Regions from separate parts of the Homo sapiens genome. Here region 2 is linked to region 1. A link is a contact called in ENCODE Hi-C or POLR2A ChIA-PET data. All regions are on one chromosome and are shown on one strand. The core of a region is the stretch at or near the end of the contact, and the rest is flanking DNA. Distances in the headings are between cores, read along the strand shown. Region 1 overlaps TCF4 (transcription factor 4). Region 2 holds the start of TCF4 (transcription factor 4).

Region 1 (4,753 bases), core at 2,007-4,506:
TGCATGCTACTATGTAAAAGGAAACTATTAAAATAATTATTATACGTAGTTTTTTGCTTGCAGCACTTGTTTCATTCTGTTCACTTTTAGAAACACAAATTAGAAAGGAGTGAGTCTCTTGATGTGTGTCTAAGAGAAGTTAGAGTAAGATTTCTAGAAATCACGAGATATATAACTTGGATAGTTTATAGTTTTCTACAAGTGTTTCATGTTAAAAGTTCCTACATTAATGGTCCTTCAATGAATAGTATTTACCTCTGGAATCCAGGAGATATATCCACAGTTACCGTATTGGTCATGCTAGGCAAGGGCATGATTTATTGGACTTGATATTATCTGTATATAGTTCTTGCTTTTCAAAACAGTCATCTGGACCGGGAGTAAGCTAATAAGGCCATGCACTGCATAATGGCGTTTCGGTCAGTGGTGGACTGCATGTACCACTTTGGTCCCATAAGACTATAATGGAGCTGAAAAATTCCTATCTATATTTCTTATCATTATTTAGAGTGTACTCATTCTACTTCCAGGAAAAAAAAAAAGTTAACTGTAAACAGCCTCAGGCAGGTCCTTCAGGAGGGATTCCAGAAGAAGGCTTTGTTATCATAGGAGATGACAGCACCATGCTGTTGTTGCCCCTGACAGCGCCATGCTGTTGTTGTCCAGTGAGACAAGGTGTGGAAGACTGATATTGATGACCCAGACCCTATGTAGGCCTAGACTAATGTATGCATTTGCATCTTTGTTTGTGACAAGAAGTTTAAAAAATAGTAAAAAAAGCTTATAAAATAAGGATGTAAAGAAAAATGTTTTGTGCAGCTATATAGTATGTTTTGTTTTCAGCTAAGTGTTATTACAAAAGAGTCAAAAAGTTTTACAAGAGTTAAGAAGCTTATAAGGTAAAAAAGTTAGAGTAAGCTAAGGTCAATTTTTTTTTTTTTATTAAAGCAAGAAAAATCTTTTTTCTGTTTTTGAGACAGGGTCACTCTGTCACCCAGGCTGGAGTGCAGTGGTGCGATCTTGGCTTACTGCAGCCTCCGCCTCCTGGGCTCAGGTGATCTTCCTCCCTCAGCCTTCTGAGTAGCTGGAACCACAGGTGCGTGCCATCACGTGCAGCTAATTTTTGCATTTTTTGTGGTGACGGGGTTTTGCCGTGTTACTCAAGCTGGTCTTAGACTCCTGAGCTCAAGTGATCCACCTGCCTTGACCTCCTAAAGTGCTGAGATTACAGGTGTGAACCACCATGCCTGTCCAAAGAAAGAAAAATAAGAAAAAAAAAATTCAATGTATCCTTAATGTACAATGTTGATAAAGTCTACGGTAGTGTACAAGAATGTCCTAGGCCTTTGCATTCACTCACCATTCACTCATGACTCACCTAAAGCAACTTCTTGTCCTGCAAGCTCCATTCATGGCAAGTGCCCTATATAGGTGTACAATCTTTTATCTTTTATACTATATTTTAAATGTACCTTTTTGTATGTTTGGATATGCTCAGATACACAAATACCATTGTGATACCCTTGCCTGTGGCTATTTAGTACAATAACATGCTGTGCAGGTTTGTAGCCTTGGAGCAATAGGCTATGCCATATAGCCTAGGTGTATAGCAGGCTACACCATCTAGGTTTGTGTAGGTACACTCTATAATGTTCTCACAATGACGAAATCACCTAATGTATTTCTCAGAATGTATCCACATCAGTAAGTAACACATAACTAATTTATTGCAAGGGGCAGAATGTAAACCATTGGTTTAGTAGTTTTAGATTGAGTTAAAAAAAAAAGATATCCTTGAGGTTAGTGAGAGGAATCAAAATCAGGGGACAGTGTAGGCATTTGGGGTCAAAATTTATTCAGCATATGCTAGCATGCCACCAGGAACCAGAAGGAATAAATTATTCTGACTCCATTCTTGGCAAGATCTGTGTGGCTACAGAACGTAATTATTTTGCAAATCATTTAAGTTGCTGACCACAGCTAGGAGATTACCACCTAAGTGAAGATTACCACCTAGATGGAGTGTGATTCCTCCCTGGGATTCCCTTTCAGAATTGTCAGAAAACAAAGCAGTAAATCCACATGTTAATCATTAAAATAAACGAAGTGCAATATGCCCAGCAAATCATTTCACACATTTTCTATTTCAAGGAATTGGGATTCAAATCTTAACCTAAATTTTACATATTCACATTTTAAAGCATCACTCAGACTTGTTCAGATTACTGAGCGGAGTAAGGGTTTCATCTGAACACATAGAAGCTGGCTGCGTTCTTGAAATGGGGAGGATGGGGTTGGTGAGGTCACAAAACTTCTTTTCAGCTCCCTGGTTGCAAAGAATATGAGTGCTATGACATTAGATGGGAATTCAAGTTCTGGTCTAAATTGATAAAATAGAGTTGTTATTTTATGGCCTCATCTTTGTTTTTATATATCACAGAATCACTGCGAAAATGGCAGTTTGTTTTCTAAAGAGGCCTGAGACCAGAGCAGCAGGTCACAAAGCGAGCATTTTACAGCGTTGTCAGTCAGCCTATTTGGCTGAACTGAATTTCCCAGGGCAAAAGTTTTCTTACAACGTTTCAAACAATTCATCAAAAAGATGGCCTAGGAAGTATTAAATGTCTTACAATGTAAATATAGACAAGGCTTTATTAGGAAAGTGTGCACCTGTTTATTTATTGACTTATTTATTATAATAGCCTTTCAAGTAGTTTTCTTGATCCTTACACTCTTCACACAATGAGTGTAAATAGACACCAGTCATAGTTGTAGGTGGTGAGCTACAGAGCTCTGTATTGATTAGATCTTCAGGCTGTCAAAACAACTAGAAATTTTAATAAATGTTTTCAAACAAGTGACCAGTTCCATCTAACCCATCAGAATGTTTTATTGTAAATATAACATGGCTGTCAGTTTGACAGAAATTGTCTTCCCAGAATAATTTATAGTGTGATTTCAAAATGCATCCAGTCACAGGCTTTTAGGAATCCTGTCATAGAATATTATTTTATGCCATCATGTTTTAAAAAGACACAGTGATAACATTGAATAGGAATAGTGCAATGACACTGAAGTGCAGTTTTAGATGGGAGGGGAAGTCTTCCTTGCTTCAGCAAATCAGGTGTTTGAAGTTTAAAAACTGCTTAAGTGGATTTGTAGTAAAGCTCTGTCTGTTTTAAAGTACTGGTGACTCAACAGCTGTGGGGAATCTGTCTGGAATCGGCGCGGAACTTTGGAGAATGTTTTCTCCTCAGGAGCTGGAACTCAACTCTTCCTCAGCCCACACAATGCAGGATCTGTGGTTTTCTGTCCCTGTTTCTTTTTCTCCATTTTTCTCCCCTTCACTTACTCTGATTGATGGAAACACGTGCTGGGAGCTTTCCCTGACATTCTTTCCAAAGACTGAAAGTAAGAAATGTTATGGTGGTGCTATGTCTATTTTTGAAAGTAAGTCTGTTAACGTAAAGCCTGTGTTGATATATTGGGATGAATTATAATGGTGATATTATTACAGCCTTCAAAGCTGAAAATTTATTATTTTTCTCACCTACTTTTGGTTGCTGATACTTGATCATAGGAACATGCTGTGCATCTGGTTAATTTTGGGGAACCCATTTGTAGATTTTCAAAAGTTAAACTTTATCCTTCTTTATATCTTCTCCAGGCCCTCTTTTGTTATTGAAAAACAAATAGAAATACAATCCACTACAACTTCGGTGCTTCTGCTTTTCTGGTCACTCTCATTATTAATGCTTATAATGAAGATATTTTTGGAAACACTGACTTATCATTGGTTTTGCAAATACAGTAAAAATAATATTGTTTGTTGGAACTCTTCATTATGATTCTTTTACTTTTAAATATTTAATTCATAATTATTCTTGTTTCTACATCTGTATTTTAATTTTTATTTGTTTTTATTTAGTTTTAAAGACAGGGTCTCTCTCTGTTGCCCAGGCTGGAGTGCAGAGGCATCATCATAGCTCACTGCAGCCTGAAATTTCCAGGTTCAAGCCATCCTCCCACCTCAGCCTCCTGAGTCGCTGGGACTACAGGCCCGTGCCACCAAGACTGGCTGATTTAAAAAATTTTTTTTGTGGAGACGAGGTCTCACTTTGTTACGGAGGCTGGTCTCTTACTCCTGGGCTCAAATCATTCTCCTGCCTCGGCCTCCCAAAGTGCTGAGATTTACAGGCATGAGCCACTGGACCCTGCACTTACGTCTCTATTTTCAAATGTTAAATGTCTTTATGTATAGGAGGTCATGTTGGATTTTAAAAGTCAACAGAAATTGATAGGAAGCAGTGTGCAGCCCTGAATGAAACTCTTAAGTTATGGGGGAAAAAAATACCAGAACCTATGAGTGAAATTATTTTTTAAAATCTCGTCTTGCTGGTAGACAGGTTTTTTAGAGACAGGGACCGCATCTTCTTTAATCTTTGCTGTATCCCTTGTTCCCAGCATATTGTCTGGCACAGAGTATTTAATACATTAAGTGGGTGAATAAAAAAGTGAATGGCGCCGGGCGTGGTGTCTCACGCCTGTAATCCCAGCACTTTGGGAGGCCGAGGCAGGCAGATTACCTGAGGTCAGGAGTTCAAGACCAGCCTGGCCAACATGGCAAAACCCTGTCTCTACTGAAAAATACAAAAATTAGCCAGGTGTGGTGGTGGGCACCTGTAATCCCAGCTACTTGGGAGGCTGAGGTAGGAGAATTGCTTGAACCCGGGAGGCAGAGGTTGCAGTGAGC
Region 2 (4,319 bases), core at 1,412-3,911, 41 kb before region 1:
ATTACAGTAGTAATACATACTCCATAGGGTTATTCTTAGGCTTAAAGTAGCCAGTATTTGTGAAGTTATAGGAACACTGTTTAGCATATAGTAAACACATGTGTTATCTGTCATTATTATTACTTGCTTTTCTGTTGCAAAGACTAAAAGCTATTGTTTTGGAGTAGGGAAATTTCCATTTAAAATTCCATTGGCTAGGTTAGCGGTATCAGTTGATTTAGCAAGGAATTAAGAGATGAAAAGGAATTATTTCTTTCGTGGTGGCTTCATCTTTATCTGTATCCACTATAAAATTCGTAAAGTGGGCGTTATTTGCTTTACACAGACCAGAAAACAGGCTACAGAAGGTAACTGCTTGGCCAGAAATGGGTTGAGTCAGTCGTGGCTTATGGCACAAACTACATTTGAGTCTACAAAGCAATAGATGAAGGTCTTCGCCAAGTGAAGACTTTTTGGACTTGGAAAGTTCACACACTTCCAGCGCTCTATAAGAAGATAGGGTGGGGGAGTTGGAGGAGAGGACCCACATCCCTCTTCCAGCCTAGGACCAACTTGGCCCAGAGGCCTTTTCCCATGCCGCCCAAGGCTCGCTGAGAAATCTGGCTCCACACAGTGGGAGAACCCAGGGTCAGGCTTACTGTGAGTGAGGCCGGCCCAGTCTTTCCCGAGCCTTCCTCAGGGAGACCTGGGGGTATCTCACTTCCCTGCGGAAGTCTGTGGAGTTTAATTTGTAAATTTGTGCCGAAACTACACTTTTGTGTCAAAGAGCAAGGACGGCCAAGAAGCGGCAACACGAATAAGAGCGCAGGGAAATGGGGCCTGCGAACGACCTCGGCCTCGGGAACTCCCACAGTGCCGCCCCACGCGCGACGCCTACCCGAGAACAGCCACCCGCCTCCGCTCCCGGAGGAGGCGTGGTCGACCAGCACCGCCATCTTGGCCGCCTCTCTAGGCGCTCTGTTTACCACTCTATGGTCGCCTGCTCCCGCCCCGCCCCTTCCCAGTCATTGTCTGGAGGAGCAGCCGCGGCCGCAGCTCCTTCTCTTTATAAGCCCGCAGTTCCCGGATGTGAATGGATTACAATGTATCTTTCAGGGAAACCTATTATTATCAATGTGACTCCACGGGGGAGTCCATGGTGATGATGATGAGGAGGAGGATGATGATGATGAGACACCTCTAAACTTGGAACAAGTTTAAGACTTTATGAGAGAAGAAAAAAAATCACCAACAAGAATTGTTTGAGGAAAAATTATAACTATCCTGTGTTCATTTTTTTTTTTATAAACAATAAGAAAAAGTTGTTGGATTTTTTTTTAATGATTTCTTTTTTGGGGGAGGGAATTTTGTTGCAGTTTTATGGTGGAAAATGCAAAAACCAGAGCCAGGTGCATAATCTTGTAATCTGTGGATATCCCTGGAGCAGGACTGAGTACCAGTTAAAATACTTTTTGGGGATACACATGTGAGATACTAAGTACTTGCAGAAGATTTTTGTCTCTCTTTTTAAAGTCTCTTTCCTTGGAATATTGTGAGAATATTTGTGGCCATTTAAGGTAACGTTTCAATTTGCCGTCAGAGTAAACTGTTTGTAATTGAATTTAATTTTTAAAATGTCGATCCCGATGTTTTATTAAAACAAAAGGGACAACCTATTAAATAATTGCCAATGGGAAAAAGTGTGTGCATGCATTTTGTGTATGTACTCGCACATCTAGCAATACCAGGATTTGTAGAATGTGTGTTTTTTTTTTCAAACACACGTTAAAATAGCTTATGTTGCATATACCGGATAAAGCACGCTTGTTATTACGAAACGATAGAATTATGAAGCTTAAATTTTATCCTAAAAAGTGATGTGAAAAAGTATGTTTTAAGAGCATGCAGGGCCTATAATGGTAAATGTTGAATTAAAAACTTACAGTGCTGGCGAACAGGGACTTAGCGTGCCTAGGAACTCAAGTGCAAAAACAAAACAACATCCACCCCCAAAAATTGCCCTTTTTTTTTTTCGAAGTTTGCAGTTATACTATTCTGTGACTTAAAAGGGAGGGGAAAGAAAGTATGCAATTCAGATTTCGCCCCCAACGCAAAACTACCGAAACGAAAATCTCCCCAGGAAAATGTGGCTTGATTTATAGACGAAAAAGAAAAATATTGTTCCTCTTGGCAAAGTCTTTTTGCATCACGTGTATTTGCAGCCTAGTATAAACTTGCTTTGCCGTGTGTGGATGTGTGAGTGAGAGGGAACGAGAGTAAGAGAAAGAAAGAAGTGAGGGGATGTAAACTCGAATAAATTTCAAAGTGCCTCCGAGGGATGCAACGGGCAAAAACTGAACTGTTCAGGCTTCAGATTGTAACTGACGATCTGAGGAAAAATGAGGTGCTCGATGAATTTTCGTTTGTATTTTTTGGCGAGGCGGGGGAGGTGTTGAGATTTTTTTTTTTTCCCCTCGGGGTGGGTGCGAGGGGGATGCATCCTAGCCTGCCCGACCCGGAGCAAGTCGCGTCTCCCCGCCGGAGCCCCCCCACCCATTTCTTTGCTGAACTTGCAATTCCGTGCGCCTCGGCGTGTTTCCCCCTCCCCCCTTCCCTCCGTCCCCTCCCCTCCCCGGAGAAGAGAGTTGGTGTTAAGAGTCAGGGATCTTGGCTGTGTGTCTGCGGATCTGTAGTGGCGGCGGCGGCGGCGGCGGCGGGGAGGCAGCAGGCGCGGGAGCGGGCGCAGGAGCAGGCGGCGGCGGTGGCGGCGGCGGTTAGACATGAACGCCGCCTCGGCGCCGGCGGTGCACGGAGAGCCCCTTCTCGCGCGCGGGCGGTAGGTACCGGCGCCTGCGGGGCTCGGCGGGGCGGAGGCGCCCGGCGGCGCGGGGTTCGGGCTCGGCGGCCCCGCACGCGGCTCCGCGCCTCCCGCGCCGCGGGCTCCCGGCGCCCGGCGCTCCCAGAAGAGACACCCCTTCCCCTCCCGCCGCTTCCCTCCCCCTCGCCGCCAGCCCCCCCGCCCCTCCCCTTGATGCCCCCTCGGAGGGACCGAGGACTTTGCCAGGGGCCTGACTTTAATTTTTATAACCCCTTTCTTTCACAAATTAGGGTGCTGGACAATTAGAGGACCCGACCCTCCACTCCGCTCCCCCCAACCCTGTCACCCCACCCCTCCCCCTTTGGACGTGTTTTCACTCCAGAGACGCTCATCTTTAATTTCTTGATAGCTACTTTGAAAAGCGGAGGGGAGTGGTGTGTGCGAGTGTGTGTGCGTGTGCGAGTGTGAGTGTGCGAGGGGGGTGGGGTGCAGGGTGGGGGGAAAGTTGAGATCGGATCGTTCTCAGTAGTTTCTCTTTTCTCTGTGATCCATTCATTTCTCGCTCTACCTCCTGTTGCATAAAATGATGCGCTGAAGAGCGGCTTTTTTTTTTTCTTTCCCTGATTTGGTTTTATAGTGGATGTTACCAGTTTGATCGTCTCTTTGGAAATACAATATCGCTTTTTTTTTTTTTTTTTTTTTTTTTTTTTTTTTTTTTGCTATTGCTGCCTATTCCATCTTAAAAAAACAAAACCAAACCCAACCCAACAACAAGTCTCCCATCCCTTCCTCCTTTCCACCTTAATCCCACCCGCCCCCACGTCCCCACCCCCAACCCCCCAGTCTCCAAAAATCCGATTGTGTTTTCTCCAAGGATTGGGACTGGATTTTCTGATTGCGGTTATTTCCATGTTTCTAGGTTTGTGTGATTTTGCTAAAATGCATCACCAACAGCGAATGGCTGCCTTAGGGACGGACAAAGAGCTGAGTGATTTACTGGATTTCAGTGCGGTAAGAAAGAACGGTGGAAACTAACAACAGCTGTGAAAAAAACAAAACAAAAACCCAAACACTTCAGCTAGAAACCAGTAGGAATCTAAAGGACAGTAATAATTTTTAATTGGCTGAATCCTTGGTAAATATGAAGGTCTTTTTGACAAGTTTTTAACTATAATTTTGTGGTGTGATGGAAGATTCAGGCTTTTTTTTTTTTTTGAGTTTTATTACTGGCCTTCAATTCCCTACCCACTGATTACCCCAAATAATGGAATCTCACCCCAGTGGAAAGCAAAAATAGACACCCCTAAAACTAAACCACCCCTAAAACTTGGCCATGTCTGAACACTGAGACTACTAATACTTTGCACACTACTCTTCGTTTTATTTATTGTTTTTGGAAATGGAAAATAGAAAATAGGAGACCCAGTTGTCTCTTTAAAGTTTTAAGCTAATGATGCTTTGGATTGGTAGGACCTGTTCCTTACATCTTACCTCCTAGTTACATCTTTTCCTAGGATTCTTA

What was found. Hi-C counts contacts between places; a loop is a spot of excess contacts on that map. ChIA-PET counts read pairs that join two places held with the same protein, here RNA polymerase II (POLR2A). Pooled maps may share reads with other maps.
Region 2: a loop to region 1 is called in a pooled map, with 2.4 times the contacts of the local background. The contact joins the promoter of TCF4 here to the enhancer-like site in region 1. A Hi-C loop is called at or near these places in 3 of 168 maps with a recorded cell type or tissue (esophagus muscularis mucosa, heart right ventricle and mesothelial cell of epicardium) and 4 of 50 pooled maps. POLR2A ChIA-PET finds 5 or more read pairs at or near these places in 2 of 52 experiments (HEK293 and activated B cell).

Annotation. Positions count from the first base shown.
Region 1 is chr18:55,545,519-55,550,271 of GRCh38, reverse strand. The region is part of intron 3 of TCF4 (transcription factor 4); the gene reads left to right. Among named protein-coding and RNA genes, the nearest start is that of TCF4, 40 kb to the left of the region's middle. Within about 2 kb of position 3,256, at least 3 of the 41 ENCODE cell types and tissues checked have a DNase peak (open chromatin) inside an H3K27ac peak, as active enhancers do.
Region 2 is chr18:55,586,534-55,590,852 of GRCh38, reverse strand. It overlaps TCF4 (transcription factor 4), which reads left to right and starts at 2,661. Exons shown (of 20, transcript NM_001083962.2): 1 at 2,661-2,815; 2 at 3,717-3,808. The coding sequence starts at 3,737. LOC105372126 (a long non-coding RNA gene) reads right to left here and starts at 954. Exons shown (of 3, transcript XR_935479.3): 1 at 878-954. RefSeq lists an enhancer at 847-1,076.